3 separate regions of the Homo sapiens genome follow, and regions 2 and 3 are each linked to region 1. Evidence: chromatin contacts called from ENCODE Hi-C or POLR2A ChIA-PET data. All regions are on one chromosome and are shown on one strand. The core of a region is the stretch at or near the end of the contact, and the rest is flanking DNA. Distances in the headings are between cores, read along the strand shown.

Region 1 (3,644 bases), core at 746-3,245:
TTGAGACGGAGTCTTCTCCACCCGGGCTGGAGTGCAGTGGTACAATCTCAGCTCACTGCAACCTCTGCCCCCTAGGTTCAAGGGATTCTCCTGCCTCAGCCTCCTGAGTAGCTGGGATTACAGGCACGCACCACCACACCTAGCTAATTTTTGTATTTTCAGTAGAGACGGGGTTTCTCTATGTTGGCCACGCTGGTCTCGAACTCCTGACCTCAAGTGATCCGCCCACCTCAGCCTCCAAAGTGCTGGGATTACAGGCATGAGCCATCGTGCCCGGCCAGATTTAGATGCCCCTGTGATTTCATCTCCAGTCAATCAACGGTTCCAGTTCCCCAACCCCCTGCCCACCAAAGTACCCTTAAAAAAAACCCTAGCCTCTGAATTCTCAGGGAAATGGGTTTGAAAAATTTCTCCCTGTTCCCCTTGCTTGGCAGGCCCTGTGATTATTAAACTCTTTCTAGGTGGCAACACCTCCCGTTCTCATTGGTTTCTTCTAGGGCAGCGGGCAAGAAGAATCCATTGAGCTGTGACGATTCTGACATGAGCATGAAAAGATGTGTCCAAGGATGCTCCGTGGGTGTGGTTTGTAATAGTCCCAAGGTGGAAATATCTGAAGCTCCCATCAGTGGGCATCTGGTTAGTGTAGCAATATGATAAGGGGGACTTTCAAGACTCCAAATTCAGATAAAGAGTCATCAAAGAGCCCACATCTGCAGAGAACCATAAACAGTGGGGGTCAGATGCCCTCTCAGGGTTCTGCAACCCCACATCCTCACTAACACACTCTGGCCCTCCTCTGGGCCAGGGAGACCTGGGCTAGAGAGAGAGGGAAGAAGTGTCAGAGAGGTGAGTGCTTGGCCAGGTAAGAAAAACTGTGGCTTTTCCTTCCCCCTTACCGTGAAGAAGGAGCTGGGGTGAGCTCCTCTGCCCCAAGCCAGGTGAGGATATCTCCCAGAGGAGCAATGGTAGAGCCTGGCGGTCTTCACTAAGGGGAGACTCACATTTTGTTCCCCAGTGAGAACAACCCATCGTGCCTGCCGGACCTTGCTGTGCTCTCTGCCTTCTGATAGGGAGGAGAGGGTTGGAGGGAGACCACGGGGGATGGAGGCTAGTGGGGCTGCCACACTTCCACCCCATGACGCCACAGGATGAAGGAGCTTCCAAAATGCACGTGGACCCCAAGGAAGGGAGTGAGGCGTGAGTGGCCACGCAGAGCCCATCCAAGGGGGCAGACAACTGGGTGAGAACACCCCAGCAGGCCAAGGCTGTGGGGTGTGCCCTAGAGGAGGGCAGGACCCGAGGCAGTATGGGGAGCTGCTGAGCCAGTGCATCTCCCTCACGGGGGCGCTGTGCAGTGTAGGTGCCCCTATGGGACACGCACACCTCCTCCAAGAGCGGCCCCCGCAGCGGAGCAGAGCTGGCCAGAGGAGCACTAAGTAAGCCAGGCTGACAGAGGTGCTGGAAAAGAGGTCCAAGGGGGAGCTGGAACTGTTACAGGCATTCAAACCAGAGTGACTCCATTTTGAACAGGGGCTGGGCTACTGGGCTGCGTTCCCAGGAAGTCAGGCATTGTTAGCCACGGGATGAAATAGAAAAAAAAAAGTTAGCCAGGTCTGGTGGCGCACACCTGTAGTCCCCGGAAGGATCGCTTGAGCCCAGGAGTTCGAGGCAGCATTGAGCTAAGATCTCGCCATTGCACTCGGCCTGGGTGACCGAGTGAGACCCTGACTCTAAAATAAGTAAATAAAAAGAACCAAAAAGTATCTAATTATGGATGATTTTTACTTTCGTTTAGACGCTATTCTCTATAATAAAAAATGTTGCATTTGTAATCAGAAAATTAAAAAAGAAAGAAAGAAAGAAAGAAAGAAAACTGTTAAAACTGAATTGGTAGAAGAATGGGTTAGTGAGACAATCCCTCGCAGAATCTTGTGCTTTGGGAAATCTCCGTGCCGTTTGTAGAAGGATTGCACCAGTGACGCGGTGACACCCATCTCCTCCCAGCCCCGCCTCCTTCCTTCCGGTCCGCTGCTGAGGCTTGGCTCGGCTTGTGCTGCCACCTACAGGTCAGCGACAGACATTACTTCAACCCCCCTTCCGCAGGGGCAGCCGCTCCCAGCTGCAGTTTTCCCTTTTCATTTTAAGCCCTTGGATTTCAGAGTTGAGGATGGAGATGTGTGGGAACTTCCAATGTGAAGTCAAGATAGGGGAGAGGGCAAGACAGAATGAGATAGAGAACACCTGTGTGTGCATCTGTACATGCAGGGCCCAGTGCAAAATGAAGATGTGGGGGCCCCTTGTTCAAAAATTATTAAGAATCTCAATATTGTAACAGTAGGGCATTAAATCAAGTGCAGCGCCCTCTGAGAATGAGCCGTCTGGGACTGCACAGGTTATAGGCTGCATGCCCATGAAGCCGACTGGCAACCTTGTATTTGGACTTAAGTTAGCAATGCTTTCGTATGCTGTGCCTAGGTGTGTATGTGTACAAATATGTATATTTGTGTGTGTGCATCATGTTTGCGTGCACCTGCTTGTACAAACGTGCTTAGATGTCTGGTTTTTGTTTCGTTTTGTTTTGTTTTCTACACGGAGTTTTGCTTTTTCACCCAGGCTGGAGTGCAGTGGTTCAATTTCAATTTGGGCTCAGTGCAACCTCCACCCCTGGGTTCAAGCGATTCTCTTGCCTCAGCCTCCCGAGTAGCTGGGATTACAGGCACCCGCCACCATGCCCAGCTAATTTTTGTATTTTTAGTAGAGATGGGGTTTCACTATGTTGGCCAGGCTGGTCTCCAATCCCTGACCTCAGGCAATCCACCCACCTCGGCCTCCCAAAGTGCTAGGATTACAGGTGTGAGCCACCACGCCCGGCCTTAGATGTCTGTGTGTAAGTTCATGTACAGTGTGTTTGTGTGTGTGTGTGTGTGTGTGCATATATGCATGTGAGACAGCAGGTTTCTCTGTTCCAGGGAAGGACAGGGGCCTCAGGTTTCTCACTCCAAGGCTGCTGAAGAATAGCAAGAGGGGCCGGGCGCAGTGGCTCATGCCTGTAAACCCGAGGCAGGCAGATCATAGGGTCAGGAGATCGAGACCATCCTGGCCAACATGGTGAAGTCCCCTCTCTATTAAAAATACAAAATTTAGCCAGATGTGGTGGCGGGTGCCTGTACTCCCAGCTACTCGGGAGGCTGAGGCAGAAGAATCGCTTGAACCCAAGAGGTGGAGGTTGCAGTGAGCCGAGATCATGCCATTGCACTCCAGCCTGGTGAAAGAACAAGACTTTGTCTCAAAAAAGAAAAAAAAAAAAAAAAAGACTAGCAAGAGGGTGTCTTCCTATAAGAGGAGTTGTCAGGTCCCACCCACTGAACTGCAGGGCTCTTGGCACAGAAAAACTCTCTCCTAACCTCAGCACTAAGGGAAGACCAAACTCTAGCTGGCTCCTAACAGCATCAGGACGTGTCCCTTGGATGACTCCAGCACCACCATCCTCTCCCCATTAAAATGTCACCTGAGGCTGGGTGCGGTGGCTCCTGCCTATAATCCCAACACTTTGGGAGGCTCAGGAGGGAGGATCACTTGAGCCCAAGAATTTGAGACCAGCCTGAGCAACATAGCAAGACCCCATCTGTACCTTAAAAAAAAAA
Region 2 (3,644 bases), core at 819-3,318, 170 kb after region 1:
CAGAGGGCACAGGGTTGGGACCCCAAAGAGTGCATAGCCCAACCAGGGGACTCCCATAGCCCCTATGCCCCTTCACGCTCAATCATGCCAACCTGGCCCTGGGGCAAGGGGACCATCAATGTTTTGTGTGGGTGTCACCCCAGGTCGGGCCCAGCCTCAGGATGACCCCATGCCCAGGACAGGAACTGCAGAGAGCCCCAGTGTGTGAGGAAGGTGCTGAGGGACAAAGGGGTGCAAGGTCAAAGGAAGGTTAGGGGTAAACCACAGGCCCAGCCTAGAGGCAGCCGGGCAGGAGGAGAAAGCGCCATCTGGAGTCTGCTTCCCGCCGCCTGGAGCTCAGAGGTGCAGCGATGCTCGGAGAGGGCAGAGTCCACGGGAGGATGGTGTGGGGGTGCCAGAGGGGCACAGAGCTGAGGGAGCGCCTGGCAGTCACTGAGGCTGCACCCTCATTCTGCAATGGGGAAGCTGTGCCTCAGGGAGGCCAAGGAACCCACTTAAGGTTGCACGGTGAGGAGAAGCCCAGCCTCGGGTGACAGCAAGTGGAGCCCAGGACCTCGAGTTTGAGCACCCCCTCCTGGGTCCTCAGGCACACCCACACGTGCCCTGTCGTTCATGACTCTGAAACTGGTCACACCCACGGATGCCTACGTCCCCACCACAGCCCTGCAAGGTGGGTCTTGCTGCCCCATTTGATCCATGCCAGAACTGAAGCCCGGAGCGGCTGACCCCAGCCATCTGATTTTCAGAGAGATGCTGCTGGGGACAGGGACTGGTGCCTGCTCTCTCTCTGCCTACACTGCCTGCCCTGAGCGCTCGGGGGTAGTTCAGCTTTTAGCCCTCCCTACAGCCCCATGAGGAGGCTCTAGTATGCCTCCTTTTTGCCAAATGAGGAGACTAAGAAACGGGTCAACCTCTCACCCAGGCGAGAAGGGCATAGAGCTGGGATTTGAACCTGGTCAGGTGCAGTTCGGGGCCCCTGCTGCCATCAGGGGTATATGGTGGCTGGGGCAGGGTGGTAAAGCAGGAGCTCGGGAGCCCATGGTTCATCCAACTTGACCTCTGAACTCAATGGGGCCTATGTCCCCTCGTCCTCTCTGGCCACCTCCACCTGCCACCCCCCTGCTCCCATACACAGTGCTTGTCTCTTGCTATTTAACTTCAGGGGCTTCTCCAGCTGGGTGCGGGACCCTGGCTGTGGGGGAAGGAAGGGGACCCTTGGGGATAGCTCAGCTCCTCACTCCACCTCCCTCCCCCGAGGTGCTACAAACACAGTTAAGAGTGGGAGGCTTCGGCCCCCAGGAGAGGAGAGAGCATGAGCTCCAGGCAGCCCCAAAGATAGGGTCCCATCCCCAATGTCCGGAGATGCTTCTGACCTGTCCAGTCATGCAGCCAAGGGAGGGACAAACCCAGACTCAAACCCAGGGCTCTGCCTCCAGCCTGGGGCTCCCAGAGGCCTCGCAGCAACTTCACTTCATAGATGGCTCTCCAAGGGGACCCTTCTGTCCCCACTTACTCCACAAGCCTCCTGATGAGCACGCAACACAGGGCTGCCTCCCCCGGTATATGGGCCCCACTCCACAGAGGTCAGGAGGGGGCTCCCGCCTGTCCCACCCCATATCCCGTACCCTCTCCGGGCACCCAGGCTATCCACCCATCCCTTCTCCACCTCTCCGGGTTGGGGGCCCAGCACACAGAGCCCAGGGAAGCCCCTCATCCCACAGCAGTCCCTAGCCTCCCCTGAATGGGTTGGGAAGGAGAGCTGACCTGGGACTGGGGACCGCTTTTTCCTCCAGCCAGGAGCCATGAGAGCTGGGCCCAACCCCTCCCTAGGGGAATTCTAAGACAAAGTTGGGGGATGGGAGTTCAGGCAGAAACTGCTGGGGGAACTGAGTCAGAGCTGAAAGTCTTCTCTGTGACTTTCACTCCCAGCCCTCTGGCTGGTCCACAGGGGCCGGGAGGGAGGCAGGGGGACATCACCTGGCTGAGACATGGGGCGGTGGCAGCGCGCGCTCTCCAGTCCTCCCCGGTGCTGGGACCGTGGCCATCTCTCCAGGGCCCTGCTGAGCTCTGGCTGCTGGGGCCGCAAAGACTAAAAGCCCAGAGCCAGCCCACTTCCTGTGCAGAGGATAGAGGGGCAAGGCCTGGGGTGGAGAGGCGGGGAGACGAGGCTTATGAGAAAGCCTGAAACTCCTCAAGCACCCAGGGCCAGATAAAGATCTGCCTCCTACGCTGGGGGCGGCACACACACACACACACACACACACACACACACACACACACACAGACACACATTGTCAAATAGGGGCCTAGCTGCACACAGGAGCCAAGGGAACGCAGGCCCTCCCTCTCTCCCCTCCTACATCACCCCCACGCCAACTCACACAGGCTACCCAACACCTCTGACGCCTCCATCCGGTCACACACATACCCACTAATACGTAGGCTTCACACAAGCAGGTCCCTCTAGGTGACCCCAGCGTCTCACCCTCCTCCCAGCCTGCAACACACCATCTTTCCGAGACTCCCATTTCACCCAGCCTTCCAGGAAGCCCCTTACTCCGTTTAGCATTCAGAGATGACTGTTTTTTTTAGTTTTTAATTTTGTGGGCATGTGGTAGGTGTCTATATTCATGAGGCACATGAGCTATTTTGATACAGGCATACAATGTATAATAATCACATCAGGGTAAATGGGGTATCCATCACCTCAAGTATTTATCCTTTCTTTGTGTTAAAATCCAAGTATACTCTTTTAGTTATTTTTAAATGTACAATAAATTATTGTTGACTAAAGTCACCCTGTTATGCTATCAAATACTAGATCTTATTCATTCGATCTAATTCTGTTTTCGTACCCAACAACAATCCCCACCCCTCCAACCCCCACTGCCCTTCCCATCTCCATCACTGCCCTTCCCATTTCCATGAATTCAATTGTTTTAATTTTTAGCTCCCACAAATAAGTGAGAACATGTGAGCTTTGTCTTTTTGTGCCTGGCCTGTTTCACTTAACATAATGACCTCCAGTTTCAAACATGTGGTTGCAAAGACAGGATCTCATTCTTTTTCATGGCTGAATAGTACTCCATTGCATATATGTACCACATTTTCTTTATTCATTCATCTGTTGATGGGCACTTAGGTTGCTTCCAAATCCTGGGTATTGTGAACAGTGCTGCAACAAATGTGGGAATGCAGATGTCTCTTCCATATACTGATTTCCTTTCTTCTGGGTATATACTCAGCAGTGGGATTGCTGGATCATATAGTAGTTCTATTTTTAGTGTTTTGAGGACTCTTCAAACTGTTCTTTATAGTGGTTGTACTAATTTACATTCCCACCAACAGTGTACGAGAGTTCCCTTTTCTCCCCACCCTCACCAGCATTCATTATTGCCTGCCTTTTGGATAAAAGTCATTTTAACTGAGGTGAGATAATATCTCATTGTAGTTTTGACATGCATTTCTCTGATGATCAATGATGTTGAGCACCTTTTCATAAACTTATATGTTTTCTTTTGAGAACTGTCTATTCAGATCATTTGCCCAATTTTTGATGGGATTTCTATAATTTTTTTCCATAAAGATGTTTGAGCTCCTTATCTAGTCCAGTTATTAATCCCTTGTCAGATAGTTTGCAAATA
Region 3 (3,644 bases), core at 485-2,984, 140 kb after region 1:
TCAGGTGATCCACCCACCTTGGCCTCCCAAAGTGCTGGGATTACAGGAGTGAGCTACCGCACCCGGCCTTTGAAATTTCACTTCTTCACCCCATTTTAGATGAAGAGACTGAGGCTCAAAGGGGCCAAGTGGTACAGAATTGGGAGGGACAAAATGTCCTCGGCCCTGAGCTAGGCGGGTGGCAGCCAGCACGGCTGGATTTGAGAGGTAGGAAGAAGACCTCATAGGTTTCCTTCAGCATTTGTCACACCTCCTAGAATCTTGTCATCATAGATTTGGGCCTTATCTCAAACCATCATCCCCCAAGACCTACCCAGGTGCTTGAGGGAGATGAGCTGTCAGGATTAGGAGGTTGGAAAGGGCAGGGAGGTGGCAGGAGACACCAAGCCTGCAGGTGTCCAGCTCATCCCCTGCCCCAAACAGCCATCACCAACACAGCAACAGAGTATCCAAAAGGCCAGCCAGCAAGTCAGCAGCTTCCACATCTCTGGCCCCTGGCTGCCCTGGTCACAGCCCTGTCTCTGTCTGTCTCTCCCACGGCTAGCTCTTCTCTCCTAAGTACTTTACATTAACTTACTTCTTTTTTTGTAACAGGGCCTCACTCTGTTGCCCAGGCTGGAGTGCAGTGGCACGATCAATGCTCACTGCAGCCTCAATCTCCTATGCTCAAGGGATCTTCCCACCTCGGCCTCCCTAGTAGCTAGGACTACACGTATGTACCACCATGCCCGGCTAATTTTCTGTATATATTTTTTGTAGACACAGGGTCTCACCATGTTAGCCAGGCTGGTCTTGGACTCCTGGGCTCAAGGGATCCTCCCACCTGGACCTCCCTAAGTGCTGGATTACAGGTGCAAGCCACAGCACCCTGCCACATTCAATTATTTCTTTCATCCTCACAACAGTCCTGGTATTGTCCCCTTTTACAGATGAGAAAACTGAGGCACGGAGAAGCTTAGGTATTTGTCCAAAGTCACAGCTGATAGGCAGCAGGGCCAGTACTTAACCCAGGCTGCGGGGCTCCAGAGTGAGGGGGCCAGTACTTAACCCGGCTGCGGGGCTCCAGAGTGAGGGGGCCAGTACTTAACCCGGCTGCGGGGCTCCAGAGTTAAGGCTATAACCACTATGCCACACTGCCCCAAGGTGTCCACAAAGGCTGAAAGTGTAGAATGAAGGGGGCTTTGCTCGCTGCTGGATCCCCAACACCGTGACTTGCAGGTACTAGGCCCTCCTAAATGTCTGTTGAATGAATAAATGAATGAATGAACAATTCCTTCCTCTTCTAAGAACCATCCTCAAGCAGCTATCCAAAACTACCTGAACTCTGGCTCAGCCTCTCTTGCTAAAGCCCCGCACGGCATTCCACAATTCCTCCCCAGGTTAGAAGACTCCACCAGAGTGTTCACTGGCACCATTTCCTGATCAAGGCTTGTGCTCACAGGACCGGGTTGATTTTCTTCCACACCGAAGGAGGGCTGTGATCAGCTGGTCTACTTGTATGTGTCCTCCAGAGTCACTCCCTCCCAGACAAGGTTGGAGACTCTTTGTGGACAGAGCAGTAGCCGGCCTCCTCTCTGTGGCCAGTGCCCAGCATGAGGCCAGGTAAATAGAGGAATGGGAGATGAGACATTGTCTGCCAGCTCTGCTCCTCCCTCCGTCTGCATCCTGGCTTCCTGGAATCGTAGACTGGGCACTCCCCCCTCCACTACCCGACCTGCGTCTCTCACCACTCAGCGCTTCCTGCCTCACTTTCTGCCAGGCTCTGTGATGGGAGCCTCGAGTGTGTCATAGCCCTGGTGGTGGAAAATGTCTCTAAGCAAGTCAGCCTAGGGGATGTCCCAGGCCTGTCACAGGTGCTGGTGGTGAGCTCAAATTTAATCAACACTCCCTCCCCCACTACCAAACGCACTGTGTGGCCCGGGACACGGCACCGCCATCCCCTCAGGGCCTCTGGGCCTCTACTGAGGAACAAGACTTAGAACCTCTGTCATTCCTATCTTGGTAGGTCACTGTGTGTTTGTGTGGGATACCAGGGGTGCACACCCTTTAGAAGCTGTAAGAAGCTGTGCCATGTGGGTGCTAAATATTGCCTGGGTTCAACTTGCTCCACTACATTCTAGCTGTGTGATCATGGGTAAGTCACTTGGCCACTCTGAGCCATAGGCTCAGCTATAAAATGGGCTAAGAATAGTACCTCCCTCATGGCATTTGCTTAAGGATCCAGTGAGTTAAGGATGCTTCCAGAGAGTGGAAGGATCAATGTGCTTATAACAGAGTCTGACGCATCTAAGTGCTCAATACATGCAGTTCTCGAAGACTTTGAAGGACCGAGAACATTCCACAGTGGCTCTCACAGATCCTTGACCCCAAAGCTGTCCCTCCCCCACTGCCTGTTGATAAAGCCCAAATTGTCAAATAGTGGCTGCTAATCTGCAAGAACAATTCCTCTCTCTTCCAAGCACCATCCTCAATCAACTATAACCAAAACTAGCTGAGTTCCAGTTGAGCCCCCTTGCTAAAGCTCCACCCAACATTCCACCCTCCTTCCCCAATTAGAAGGTCCTTTCAGAGTCTTCTTGTGCCTGGCTTTTCTGACTAAAGTCTTGAGCTAACGGGGCTCTACCTGATGTTCTTCCAAAGCTATTAGTATCACCCTTAGATCCCCAGAATCTAGCCCAGGCTCTGACCCACGGCACAACAGTTGGTTATAACAGAGGTAGCTCAGGAGGGGGACAGTAGGAGGAAGTAATCTACTCTACTTGGGGGCAAATCAGAGGGCCTGCCAGAAGCAGAGATGCTTGAGTGGGGTTCTGAGGGATGCATAGGAACCTGAGGGTAGATAGCTTGGGTGGCAGGGCAGGGCTACTTCAAACCCAGGGATCAGCAGGTGCCAAGCAAATGAGTCAGTTGCAATCCCTACTCTCATCCCCACCCCCCAACCCCAGCGTGAACTCTTGATGTAAAATACATGTAGCCCAGGCCTTAAGCCATATTCCATGTGGCACCTGGAACCACAGAATGTCAGGGCTAGGAGAGCACTTAGAAATCATCCAATCTGCCTGCCCAATTCACAGATGGGGCAACTGAGGCATAAGAGCAGATGGGACCTCCCCAAAGTCCCCCAAGCCATGGACGATCACATTAAGGACCTCAGCCATTATCCTGAAAATGACAGTGGGTCACTGGAGGTTTAGCAAGGATGTGGTGTGGCCAGATACGACCTTTAGCCAGATCAGCCTGGCAGGGCTCAGAGGTGGAAGGATCAGAGGGGCAGGCGGCTGTGGGGACAGGCAGACCGAGGAGGAGGCTGAGCAGGCATACGAGTGAGAGGTGATGGCGTCAGGTCTGTGGCACGGAGGTCACCAGGGTGGGGGTGGGAGAAGCCAGTGAAATGCTGGCCCAGAGGGACACTGGACCAGCTTGGAGGGTGGAGGCAGTAGGAGGGGCTCAGCAGTTACGGAGGAGGAGGAGGTAAGACCACCTCGGCCTGACCAACCAGCATCGCCCTCAGCCTTCTCTCCTGGCCACCGTTCAGCCCCATCTACCTGCCAAACTATCAAAGGGCTTTGCTTTTTCTCCCACAATCACACTAATGGATCATGGCATCTTATTTTCCCCCCGAAGTTGACTGCCAGGAAGCTTAG

What was found. Hi-C counts contacts between places; a loop is a spot of excess contacts on that map. ChIA-PET counts read pairs that join two places held with the same protein, here RNA polymerase II (POLR2A). Pooled maps may share reads with other maps.
Region 2: a loop to region 1 is called in a pooled map, with 5 times the contacts of the local background. The contact joins the promoter of IL2RB here to the enhancer-like site in region 1. A Hi-C loop is called at or near these places in 4 of 50 pooled maps. POLR2A ChIA-PET finds 5 or more read pairs at or near these places in 3 of 52 experiments (activated B cell, activated CD4-positive, alpha-beta T cell and activated T-cell).
Region 3: a loop to region 1 is called in a map of naive thymus-derived CD4-positive, alpha-beta T cell, with 4 times the contacts of the local background. The contact joins two enhancer-like sites. A Hi-C loop is called at or near these places in 1 of 168 maps with a recorded cell type or tissue (naive thymus-derived CD4-positive, alpha-beta T cell) and 4 of 50 pooled maps. POLR2A ChIA-PET finds 5 or more read pairs at or near these places in 1 of 52 experiments (activated T-cell).

The regions. Positions count from the first base shown.
Region 1 is chr22:36,976,181-36,979,824 of GRCh38, forward strand. No RefSeq gene overlaps it. Among named protein-coding and RNA genes, the nearest start is that of LL22NC01-81G9.3, 13 kb to the left of the region's middle. Within about 2 kb of position 1,996, at least 12 of the 41 ENCODE cell types and tissues checked have a DNase peak (open chromatin) inside an H3K27ac peak, as active enhancers do.
Region 2 is chr22:37,147,848-37,151,491 of GRCh38, forward strand. It overlaps IL2RB (interleukin 2 receptor subunit beta), which reads right to left and starts at 2,069. Exons shown (of 10, transcript NM_000878.5): 1 at 1,978-2,069. RefSeq lists enhancers at 356-405, 2,109-2,131, 2,214-2,245, 2,328-2,439 and a promoter at 1,979-2,934.
Region 3 is chr22:37,120,602-37,124,245 of GRCh38, forward strand. No RefSeq gene overlaps it. Among named protein-coding and RNA genes, the nearest start is that of TMPRSS6, 13 kb to the left of the region's middle. Within about 2 kb of position 1,735, at least 6 of the 41 ENCODE cell types and tissues checked have a DNase peak (open chromatin) inside an H3K27ac peak, as active enhancers do.